3 separate regions of the Homo sapiens genome follow, and regions 1 and 2 are each linked to region 3. A link is a contact called in ENCODE Hi-C or POLR2A ChIA-PET data. All regions are on one chromosome and are shown on one strand. Each heading gives the region's core, a stretch centred on a gene start or an enhancer-like site at or near the end of the contact. The rest is flanking DNA. Distances are from core to core; before and after follow the strand shown. Region 1 overlaps TBC1D16 (TBC1 domain family member 16). Region 2 overlaps TBC1D16 (TBC1 domain family member 16). Region 3 holds the start of GAA (alpha glucosidase).

Evidence for each region. Hi-C counts contacts between places; a loop is a spot of excess contacts on that map. ChIA-PET counts read pairs that join two places held with the same protein, here RNA polymerase II (POLR2A). Pooled maps may share reads with other maps.
Region 1: POLR2A ChIA-PET joins it to region 3 with 12 read pairs in WTC11. The contact joins the enhancer-like site here to the promoter of GAA in region 3. A Hi-C loop is called at or near these places in 7 of 168 maps with a recorded cell type or tissue (B cell, IMR-90, PC-3 and 4 more), 2 of 37 single-sample maps with no recorded cell type and 14 of 50 pooled maps. POLR2A ChIA-PET finds 5 or more read pairs at or near these places in 8 of 52 experiments (B cell, H1, HEK293T and 5 more).
Region 2: a map of naive thymus-derived CD4-positive, alpha-beta T cell shows a loop between it and region 3 (12-fold over the local background). The contact joins the enhancer-like site here to the promoter of GAA in region 3. A Hi-C loop is called at or near these places in 8 of 168 maps with a recorded cell type or tissue (B cell, IMR-90, PC-3 and 5 more), 2 of 37 single-sample maps with no recorded cell type and 17 of 50 pooled maps. POLR2A ChIA-PET finds 5 or more read pairs at or near these places in 12 of 52 experiments (B cell, CD4-positive, alpha-beta T cell, CD4-positive, alpha-beta memory T cell and 8 more).

The regions. Positions count from the first base shown.
Region 1 is chr17:80,017,218-80,020,891 of GRCh38, reverse strand. All of the region lies in intron 1 of TBC1D16 (TBC1 domain family member 16), which reads left to right. Among named protein-coding and RNA genes, the nearest start is that of TBC1D16, 17 kb to the left of the region's middle. Within about 2 kb of position 1,536, at least 2 of the 41 ENCODE cell types and tissues checked have a DNase peak (open chromatin) inside an H3K27ac peak, as active enhancers do; they include thyroid gland, where a contact is called at or near this core.
Region 2 is chr17:79,995,794-79,999,478 of GRCh38, reverse strand. The region is part of intron 3 of TBC1D16 (TBC1 domain family member 16); the gene reads left to right. Among named protein-coding and RNA genes, the nearest start is that of TBC1D16, 38 kb to the left of the region's middle. Within about 2 kb of position 1,763, at least 11 of the 41 ENCODE cell types and tissues checked have a DNase peak (open chromatin) inside an H3K27ac peak, as active enhancers do; they include B cell and CD4-positive, alpha-beta T cell, where a contact is called at or near this core.
Region 3 is chr17:80,100,131-80,102,830 of GRCh38, reverse strand. It overlaps GAA (alpha glucosidase), which reads right to left and starts at 1,250. Exons shown (of 20, transcript NM_000152.5): 1 at 941-1,250. CCDC40 (coiled-coil domain 40 molecular ruler complex subunit) reads right to left here. Exons shown (of 20, transcript NM_017950.4): 20 at 2,218-2,700. RefSeq lists an enhancer at 644-753 and a silencer at 1,084-1,703.

The sequences.
Region 1 (3,674 bases), core at 287-2,786, 82 kb after region 3:
GAACCACTGTGCCCAGTCAGAAAACCATTTTTCAGTTCCCAGCCTGGTGGAGATTTAAATCCCTGGCAGCACTCTTACATTTCGGGGAACCCACTGGGCAATACGAGTTGGGGTCCAGTTTATCCTCCTGGGGAAACAGTAATCCTGGAAATAATGAGGATACAGATGAAGATTTATGTATTAAAATGTGGAGTTTATTATTTCAGTAGCCACTAGTTGGAAGCCAGATGCCTAGCAATGGCGGCTGATTCTATGAAGATGGAGGGTTGGCATTTATAATTTTTATTTTTATTTATTTATTTGTTTTGAGATGGAGTCTCGCTCTGTCTCCCAGGCTGGAGTGCAGTGGCGCCATCTCAGCTCACTGCAACCTCCACCTCCTGAGTACAAGCAGTTCTCCTGCCTCAGCCTCCTGAGTAGCTGGGACTACAGGCACCCGCCCCTACGCTTGGCTAATTTTTGTATTTTTTAGTAGAGACAGGATTTCACCATGTTGGCCAGGCTGGTCTTGAACTCCTGATCTCAGGTGATCCGCCCGCCTCAGTCTTCCAAAGTGCTGGGATTACAGGCGTGAGCCACCACACCTGGCCTTATACTTTTTAAATGTGTTAATAATGTGGTATATTTGTTTGCTAGGGCTGCCCTAACAAAGTACCAGGGTCCAGGTGGCTTGAGCAATAGAAATCTCTCTGACAGCCCTGGAGGCAGGAAGTCTAAGATCAAGGTGTCGGCAGGATTGTTTCCTTAGGAGGCTGTGAGGGAGGGGCTGCTCCAGGCCTGCTCCTTGCTGGTAGGTGGCATCATTGTATTCACACAGCACTCTCCTTGTATATAGGCACCTGCTACCAACTTCCTCTTTTTATAAAGACACCAGTCATATTGACCTCAAGGTAACTTGATCACCTCTATAAAGATGCTGTCTTCAAAAACAGTTTCATTCTTGGGTACTGGGGTTTAAGACTTCAACACAGGAATTTTAGGGGATGTACTTCAACCCTAAAGTTTGTTATATCATAAGTATACTTCACCTGGGAAAATATATTTATGATCCAACTGAAAGCAAGATATGATATAATTCCAAGGAGTGGGTTTTTCATTAACTCATTCATTATAGGGCACAAAATATAGTAGAGAATACATAAATGTCTTAGGATTATGTGATTTAAGGGACACGTATTCTTCCTTTTCCTTCTCTGAGTGTGTTTCATAACTAAAAAAAAGTTTTAAAAAATGGGCCAAGGATTCTCCACTTCTAGTTTGCTGGTGACCAGAGGTTGGGAACTAGGTTGGATTTCGATGAAATAGCCTCTTGCGAAACAGCAAATGCACTTTACAAATAAGGAGAATTGTTTTTAGAGAGCAAACAGTCCTGTCTAATGTTTAATAGACATGCTCCATTTCTCCAAAAAGAGCCCAGTCTCTCCAGAACAATCTGGGAGGGGCGGGGGGGGGTTGTCCTGGTGTCCCAGGTGGCGGGTGATGGAGGAGCCGGAGTTCTGCACGTGGGGGACGAAGGTCTCACGCTGCAGGGTTTCCCGCTCACGAAATGACCCTGAGTGGTCAGAACCTGTCTTCTCCTCCGTAAAGCTGCACTGTTGGGACGCACCTCGCAGAGCCACAGTGAGGTTCTGCCTGTCATGGTATGGGAGAAAATGCTGTATTTTGAACACTTGTATTTCGGAATCTCCTTTAAAGCTTCCAGCACATTCTTTTGATTATCCTCAGTGCTGGCAAAACATTTTCACTTAAAGAGGGTTTTGATTTGGGGAAGCAGCTGAGAGCTGTGTGCAGCCAGCTCTGGCAACTGGAGCGATCACACTGAGTAGAGCCATTTGAAACACAGAAGGAGGTGGGCTCCAGCCCCGCTGCGGCCTTGTCCAGTGTGGACACCGCGCAGGCTACAGAGCACCCAAAACGTGGCTGAGCAGAACTTTGACGTGCTTAAGTGCAAAATGCACAGCAGACTTTGGAGACTTTAAGGACATAAAATAGGCCAGGTGCGGTGGCTCCCGCCTGTAATCCTAACACTTTGGAAGGCTGAGGCAGGAGGATCACTTGAGGCCAGAAGTTCAAGACCAGCCTGGGCAAAAAAGTGAAACCTCATCTCTACAAAAAATAAAAAAATTAGCGGGACCTGGTGGCATGTGCCTTTAGTCCAGGCTATTTGGGAGACTGGGCAGGAGGATTCCTTGAGCCCAGGAGTTTCAGAATACAGTGAGCTGTGATCACACCACTGCACTCTAGCCTGGGTGACAACCTGTCTCTAAAAAAAAAAAAAGAATGTAAAAGATTTCATTAATAATTTTTTCAGGCTGGGCACGGTGGCTCACGCCTGTAATCCCAGCACTTTGGGAGGCCGAGGCAGGCGGATCACGAGGTCAGGAGATCGAGACCATCCTGGCTAACATGGTGAAACCCCATCTCTACTAAAAATACAAAAAAATTAGCCGGGCATGGTGGCGGGCGCCTGTAGTCCCAGCTACTCGGGAGGCTGAAGCAGGAGAATGGCGTGAACCTGGGAGGCGGAGCTTGCAGTGAGCCGAGATTGCACCGTTGCACTCCAGCCTGGGCTACAGAGTGAGACTCCGTCTCAAAAAATAAAAAAAAAATAAAGAAATAATGTTTTCATATTGACTATATGCTGAAATAATAATATTTTGGATATATTATGCTAAAAATTATTAAAATTAATTTCACTTTTTTTTTTTTTTTTGCTTACCAGAAAATTTAAAATTGTATCTATGTCTCCTGCAGTGTTTCTGTTGGACATGGCTGGTCTAGAGGACGGCGAGCAATTTTCTTGCAGGGCTTATTAACTGACCTTGCAATTCTTGAAGAATTCTTGAATTCTTAAACTATTCTGGATAACATTAGAACAGAACATAGCTTTTCCATGTGATTATTGGGAAGGACAATATGTTTTTTGATTTGTAGTTTGCAGTGTGATTTTTTTAATTAAGTTTCGTCACTTGGTTGTCATATGCCCCTGTGTGGGATGAAGTGTTTAGGCCAAGAGTGGCCAGAAGGCTTCCTGGAGAGGTTGGCAGAGAGCTGGTTTGGATAGGTGGAGAAGAATCCCCTGGATTTGGTCAGATGGTCTATGCCAGGGCACTGCCATCTGCAACCCACAGGCCAAAGCCAGCCTTCCACCTGTTTTGTACAGCCTGTGAGCTAAGGATGGTTTTTACTTTTTTTTTTTTTTTTTTTTTTTGAGATGGAGTCTTGCTCTGTCGCCCAGGCTGGAGTGCAATGGAGCGATCTAGGCTCACCACAACCTCTGCCCCCTGGGTTCAAGCGATTCTCCCGCTTGAGCCTCCCGAGTAGCTGGGATCACAGGCATGCACCATCACGCCCGGCTAATTTTGTATTTTTAGTAGAGATGGAATTTCTCCATGTTGGTCAGGCTGGTGTCGAGCTCCCGACCTCAGGTGATCCGCCCACCTAGGCCTCCCAAAGTACCAAGATTACAGGCGTGAGCCACCGCGCCTGGCCGGTTTTTACGTTTTTTAAGGGGGTTGAAAAATGGAAAGAATTCTTTTTGAGACACGTGAAAAATGATCTAGAATTTAAGCTTGAGTGTCTGTCAGTAAAGCTTCACTGTCACAGTCATGCCCATCATTTACTGTCTGTGGCTGCTCCTGCACTCCAAGGGCCGAGTTGAGTGGTCACGACAG
Region 2 (3,685 bases), core at 514-3,013, 100 kb after region 3:
TTGCCGTTATCATTTTGGTTGGTTTTCTTCCTGGACTTTCAAAGTTGGGAATTGTAATTGTCTATTCCAGGGGTTGGCAGGTGGGCCAGACAGCAAGTATTTTCTGCTTTGGGGGCCAGATGGTTTTGGCTGCAGCTTTTCAATTCTGCCCTTGTAGCATGGAAGCCACCACACAATGTATGTTAATTGGCATGGCTGTGTTCCATTAATTTTTTTTTTTTTTGAGACAGTGTCTCACTCTCTCGCCCAGGCTGGAGTGCAGTGGTGTGATCTTGGCTCACTGCAACCTCCACCTCCTGAGTTAAAGCAATTCTCCTGCCTCAGCCTCCCGAGTAGCTGGGACTACAGGTGCCCACCACCACACACGGCTAATTTTTGTATTTTTACTAGAGATGGGGTTTCGCCGTGTTGGCCGGGCTGGTCTCAAATTCCTGACCTCAGGTAATCCCCCCGCCTCGGCCTCCCAGAGTGCTGGGGTTACAGGCGTGAGCCACCGCGCCCAGCCCCATTCACGTTTTATTAAGGATACTGAAAGTGGAATTTCATATAATTTTCATGTGTTGTGAAATATTCTCCTCTGGATTTTTTTCAACATTTAAAAATGTTCAAAACCATCCTTCACATGAAACCTGCACGCAGGTGTTTGTAACCACTTCATTCATACGGGCGCGGTGGAAGCAGTCAGGATACCCTGTGGTGGTGGGTGGATGTGCGAACGGTGGCGCTTCCCTGCAAGGGAATATTGTTTATGGATAAAAGGAAATGAGCTGTCAAGCCTTGAGCAGATGTGGAGGATGCTGAAATGTACATTGCTACGTGGAAGAAGCCAATCTGGGCCGGGTGCGGTGGCTCACACCTGTAATCCCAGCGCTTTGGGAGGCCGAGGTGGGTGATCACTTGAGCTCAGGAGACCAGCCTGGGCAACATGGTGAAACCTTGTCTCTACAAAAAAAAAAAAAAAAAATTATAATAATAATACAAAAATTAGCCGGGCATGGTGGCTCACACATGTAGTCCCAGCTACTTGGGGGGCTGAGGCAGGAGGATTGCTTGAGCCCAGAATGCGGAGGTTGCAGTGAGCTTAGATTGCACCACTGCCCTCCAACCTGGGTCACAGAGTGAGACCCTATCTCAAAAAAAACAAAAAACACCAGTCTGAAAAGGCTGCAAGCTGCATGATTCCAGCTCTAGGACATTCTGGAAAAGGCAAAATTGTGAAGACAGTAAACAGATCAACACCTGCTGGGGGCTCAAGAGGAGAAAAAGATAAATGGGCAGATACTGGATTCCAAAGGCAGCGACACTATTCTTTTTCCTTTTCTTTTCTTGTCTTTTTTTTTTTTTTTTTTTTTTGAGACAGAGTTTTGCTCTTTGTGCCCAAGCTGAAGTGCAATGGCACAATCTTAGCTCACTGCAACCTCCACCTCCTGGGTTCAAGCGATTTTCCTGCCTCAGCCTCTTGAGTAGCTGGGATTCCAGGCTCCCGCCACCACACCCAGCTAATTTTTGTATTTTCAGTAGAGACGGGGTTTCACCACGTTGGCCAGGCTGATCTTGAACTCCTGACCTCAGGTGATGCACCCTCCTTGGCCTCCCACAGTGCTGGGATTACAGGCGTGAGCCACCGCGCCCGGCTGCAGTGACACTATTCTGTGTGAGGCTGCAATGATGGACGCCTGCCACTGTGTCTCTGAAACCCCATAGACTGTACAACACCAAGAGTGAACCTAGTAGAAGCCCTGAACGTCAGTTATTACTGATAATGTATCAATATTGGCTCATCAGTTACAGCAAATGTACCACGCAAATGCAAGACATTAATGGTATGGGAAAGTGTGTACATTGAGGGGAAACTCGCTGTACTCTGCTCAGTTTTTCTGTGAACCTAAAATCGCTCTAAAAAAGAAAGTCTATTCATTTAAAAAAGTCTTCGTTCATGGGCTGTACAGAGGCAGAGGGCAGCCTCAATTTGGCCCTCGGGCCATGGTTTGTGGATCCCCCGGTTTAGGCTAACAGTGCCCAATAGAAATGTAACGTGAGCCACCTCTGTGATTTAAAATTTTCCATTAGCCACGTTTAAAAGTTTTTATTTCGAAGTAACTACAGGAAGTTGCAAAAAAAAAAAAAGTACCGGGAGGCCCTATACACCCTTCACCCACTTCCCCCCATGGTGACATCCTGCATAGAAGCATAGTACACTCTCCAAACCAGGAAATTGAGGTTGGTACAGTCCACAGGTCTCACGGGTATTACAGGCACCCATCTGTGCTTGTGTGTTTAGAATCCTGTGCCACTGGGATACATGTAGCTTCCGGCAACTACTACCACTAGCTAGACGCAGAACCACTCCCCCACCGCAGGGTTCCTCCACGCTGCCCTGGCACAGGGCAACCACTCCTCTGTAAGAATTTTACGTAACTGGAACCCTGCATGATGTCAGCTTTGAGATGGACTTTTTTTGGTTCAGCATCATCCTGTGAAGCTCTATCCAAGCTGTCCTGTGTGTCAAGAACTTGTTCCTTTCTACTGCTGAGTAGCAGCACCCCACGGTCCACGCGCTCACGGACTGATGGACATGAACCATGGCTTCCCATTCAGGGGCGACTGTGAATAAAGCTACTAGGAACATTCATGTGTGGGGTTTTGTTGGAACCTAAGTTTTCGTTTCTCTAGGATAAATTCCCACAAATGCACTTGCCGAGTCATATGTGGATTGATTGTGTGATTAGTTTTTTAAAATACGTTTTTTATCTAGTAAAAATAGAGACAGGGTTTTTGCCATGTTGCTCAGGCTGGTCTCGAACTCCTGGGCTCAAGCAATCCTCCCGCCTCGGCCTCCCAAAGTGCTGGGATTGCAAGCGTGAGCCACCGTTCCCGGCCTATGTGCTTAGTTTTTAAAGCAATTGCTAAACTGTTGCATAGAGTGGCTGGGCCGTTTTACACTCCCACCAGAAATTTACGAGTGCCTTGTTTCTCCACATCCTCATCAGTATTTGAGGTTGTCACTATTATTTTTTTTAAGCATCCTGATGGGTGTGTAGTGACATCTCATTGTGGTTTTAATCAGCATTTCCCTAATGGCTCGTGATGTCGAATATCGTTTTGTGTGTTTATTTGCCATCCAGGTATCTGATTCTTTGGCGGAAGATCTCTTTGTCTCTTAAGCATCTTCTTATATCTTAATAATATATATCGAAAGGCTTATGGGGACAACCTTTGGTTGGAGGATTTTGGAAAAAGTCATAATATGATTTATTGTGGCAACCAGAAGCGATAATATTGTTCTAGTGACAGGTAACAACCTGCTTTTTTATTCCTGTTAATACATGATTTCTTTTGTGACTGTAATAAAACAATGTATACAAACGATTCACTGCAATGAAGACAGATACCCAAAGAGACAAAGAGACATCGTCTAATCCATTTTTTGTTTGTTGACTACTGAGTTTTGAGAGTTGATTATACACTCTAGAAACTAGTCCTTTGCTAGATATGAGGATTGCAAATATTTCTCCCAGTCTGTAGTTCTTTTTTTCATCCTCTTAACAGGATCTTGCACAAAGCAAAAGACTTTAATGTTGATGAAGTCCAGGTTATGAGTTGTGCCTTTTATGAATCATACTTTTCATGTCAAGCTCAAGAACTCCTGACCTAGTCCTAGATCCTGAAAGTTTTTTTCTTTTTT
Region 3 (2,700 bases), core at 1-2,500:
AAATCCCAGGTTGTCACTTGTACTTTCGATCAACTAGTTATAAATTCAGAGGTTCCCAGGACTCCCTCTTCAGGGTCACAGAACTCAGGAAAGTGCGTTTCTTACAGTTGCTGGTTTATTACAAAGGATAAAACTCAGACAGCCGTATGGAAGAGATGCGTAGGGCCTGGTGTGAGGTGGGGGCAGTGATGCTGTGCTCTCTGCTCGCACCACCCTCCAGTGCCTTGGTGTGTTCCACAACCCGGCGGGAAGCCCTCTGATCCCTGTGGTTTCTTACGGGGTTCCATTGTGCAGGCATGGTTGACTAAGCCACTGGTGATTCACTCAATCTCCAGCCCCTCACCCCTTTTCCATCCCAACCCGTCATCAGGCCTTGGTCTTTCTGGCCATCTGCTTCCATCCTGAAGCCACCTGGTGTCCCCGGTCATCAGTCACCTCATGAGCAAAAGGCTCTCTCATCACTCGGTTTCCAAGGGTTTCGGGTGCTATGTGCCAGCAACCAGGGACAAAGACCAGAGACAGTCACCCCTGGCCTGGCCTAAGGGGGTCTTTGTGATTGAGACATTCAGATTTCAGAGCTGGCCCAGGGGCCCCCTCTCAGGCCACGGTGCTCCTCACCCCAGGGATTCAGACCCAGCCATGTGCGTCCTGCAGGAGCAGGAGAGGTGGCTCGGGTCCCGGCCAGGACTGAGCACTGCGTCGATCAAAAGGGGAAAGGAAACCCTAGAAACGGGAAGATGCAGCCTCCAGCCCCAAGCCCAGCACAGGAGGGCGGCTCCCCGTTCATCTCTAAGCTGAACTCAGATAAAGACCGGGAGGACTAGAGGTCTGGGGCTCAAGCTCCGCTCAGGGGAAGAGGCTGGGGGCACGGCTAGGCACGTTCAAACCCGCTTCTGGGATGTTACCGCCGGCAGCGCGGGGCAGACGTCAGGTGTCTCACCCGCTCCGTGCCTCAGTTTCCCCGTCAGCTGCGGCACGCGCAGAGCCTCCCTCGCTGAACAACGGGCGGACGAGGAGAACCTAGAGGTGGCCGGGGTCCTTCGCGTCACCGAGGTCACTGTCCTACCTGCTGCCTCATCCCCGACCTCCACCCGCGGCCCCGGCGACAACCTCAGCTTTCCCAACTGAGAGGCCGCGCGGGCAGCCGACCGCCCCACCGACCCGGCCCGCGCTCAGGGAAGCCCCGCAGCCCCGGCCCGGCTCACCTCCGCGCACGCGCGCCCTGGCCGCCCGCGGAGACTCCGGGGTCGTGCCCGGGGGCGCGCAGAGGCGGGTCACGTGACCGGCGGGAGCTCGTCGCGGGGCGGGGCCGCGGTGGGTCACGTGACGCGGCCTCCCGCGCAGGCGCCCGAGGCAAGGGTGCGCGTCCGCGCTACGCCCCCCAGTGGCGGCTCCGGCAGAGCGGGCCTGGGCGCGTCCTCGCTCTCGGAGGGGGCCTGGGGAGCGCGTCTGGCTGCGCGTCCGGCGTCCCGCGGGGAGAGGCCCACGCGTGCTGCCCGCTGCCGGTTCCTCTGGGGTCAGAGACGGGGCGAGGCCCCCGCTGGCGCAGTCCCGGCCCGGTCCCCGTGGGGTCGGAGATGGGGCGTGGCCCCCGCTGCCCCGGCCTGGGTCCCCGCAGCTCGTAGGGCTTTGTAAGGGGCTGGCCCAGCCGCGCCTTGCGCCCAGGGATTCCTCCTGCCAACGCGTCCCGAGGGCATCATCGGAAAGGCGGCCAAAGGCGCTCAGCGCCAAGTTAGAAACAGCCAACATTTGGAAAGTCCTTAAGTGTGCTCCATAACTCACAGTTATTCCAGAAAGGAATAATCAAAACATTGTGATAACCCATAAAACTGACAATTGAGAAAACATTAAACTGACACAGGGGGAATTTTTTCATAAAATGAGAAAATGCTTACATTAAGAGGAGCACATTTTTACATGTGAGATACAAAAAACACACAGTATAACCTTAACTTGCCTAATAAAATGTATGTGCAGAAAAATACAAAAGGAGCCACACCAAAACACAGAGGTGTTGTTCCTGGGTAGGGGCATAGGGGCATTAAAAGCCCCCTTTCCAGCTTGCAGCGAGCCGAGACCGCGCCACTGCACTCCAGCCTGGGCGACAGAGCGAGACTCCGTCTCAAAAAAAAAAAAACAAAAGCCTCCCTTCCACCTCTGTTGTGGTTTCTGTATTTCTACAATGTTTTAAAATAAGTAAGGCTGACTCAGAAAGGCTTACTAGATATTCAGAAAAAAGATTTTATTCTTCTGCTGAAATGTTTGAAAGTGAAATTATTTTGTAGAGCATTTTCCCTTTAAACTGCAAAGAAGCCCCAAGGTCATTGGTACTTGGAAGTCCAGGGAGAAAGAGCGCTGGGTTAATGATGGAGAAAAGATAGGTGGGCAGACTGGGGCGTAGTCCCTTGGTGTGGACGCCCCAGCGTGCTCTTATTTCAGTGCTCACCCTGTTACGTGTGTCTGGGGCCACTGACTTTCTCCTGCAAGCTGTGGATCTGAATTTAACTCAAATGGGGACATGGGGGCAGGAAAAGGGACCTGAGAGTTCTAAGGGGTGGGGATGGGAAAACTGGTAAAGAAGGTGGTTTGTGGGTTTTCAGATGCACCTAGTAGAGGGAAGTGCTGGGGGGACCAGCCTCCCGGGCCAGGCTGGCTGGAGCTGCCTTAACTTTCCCACCTCTGCTCAGCCCACCAGCTTGT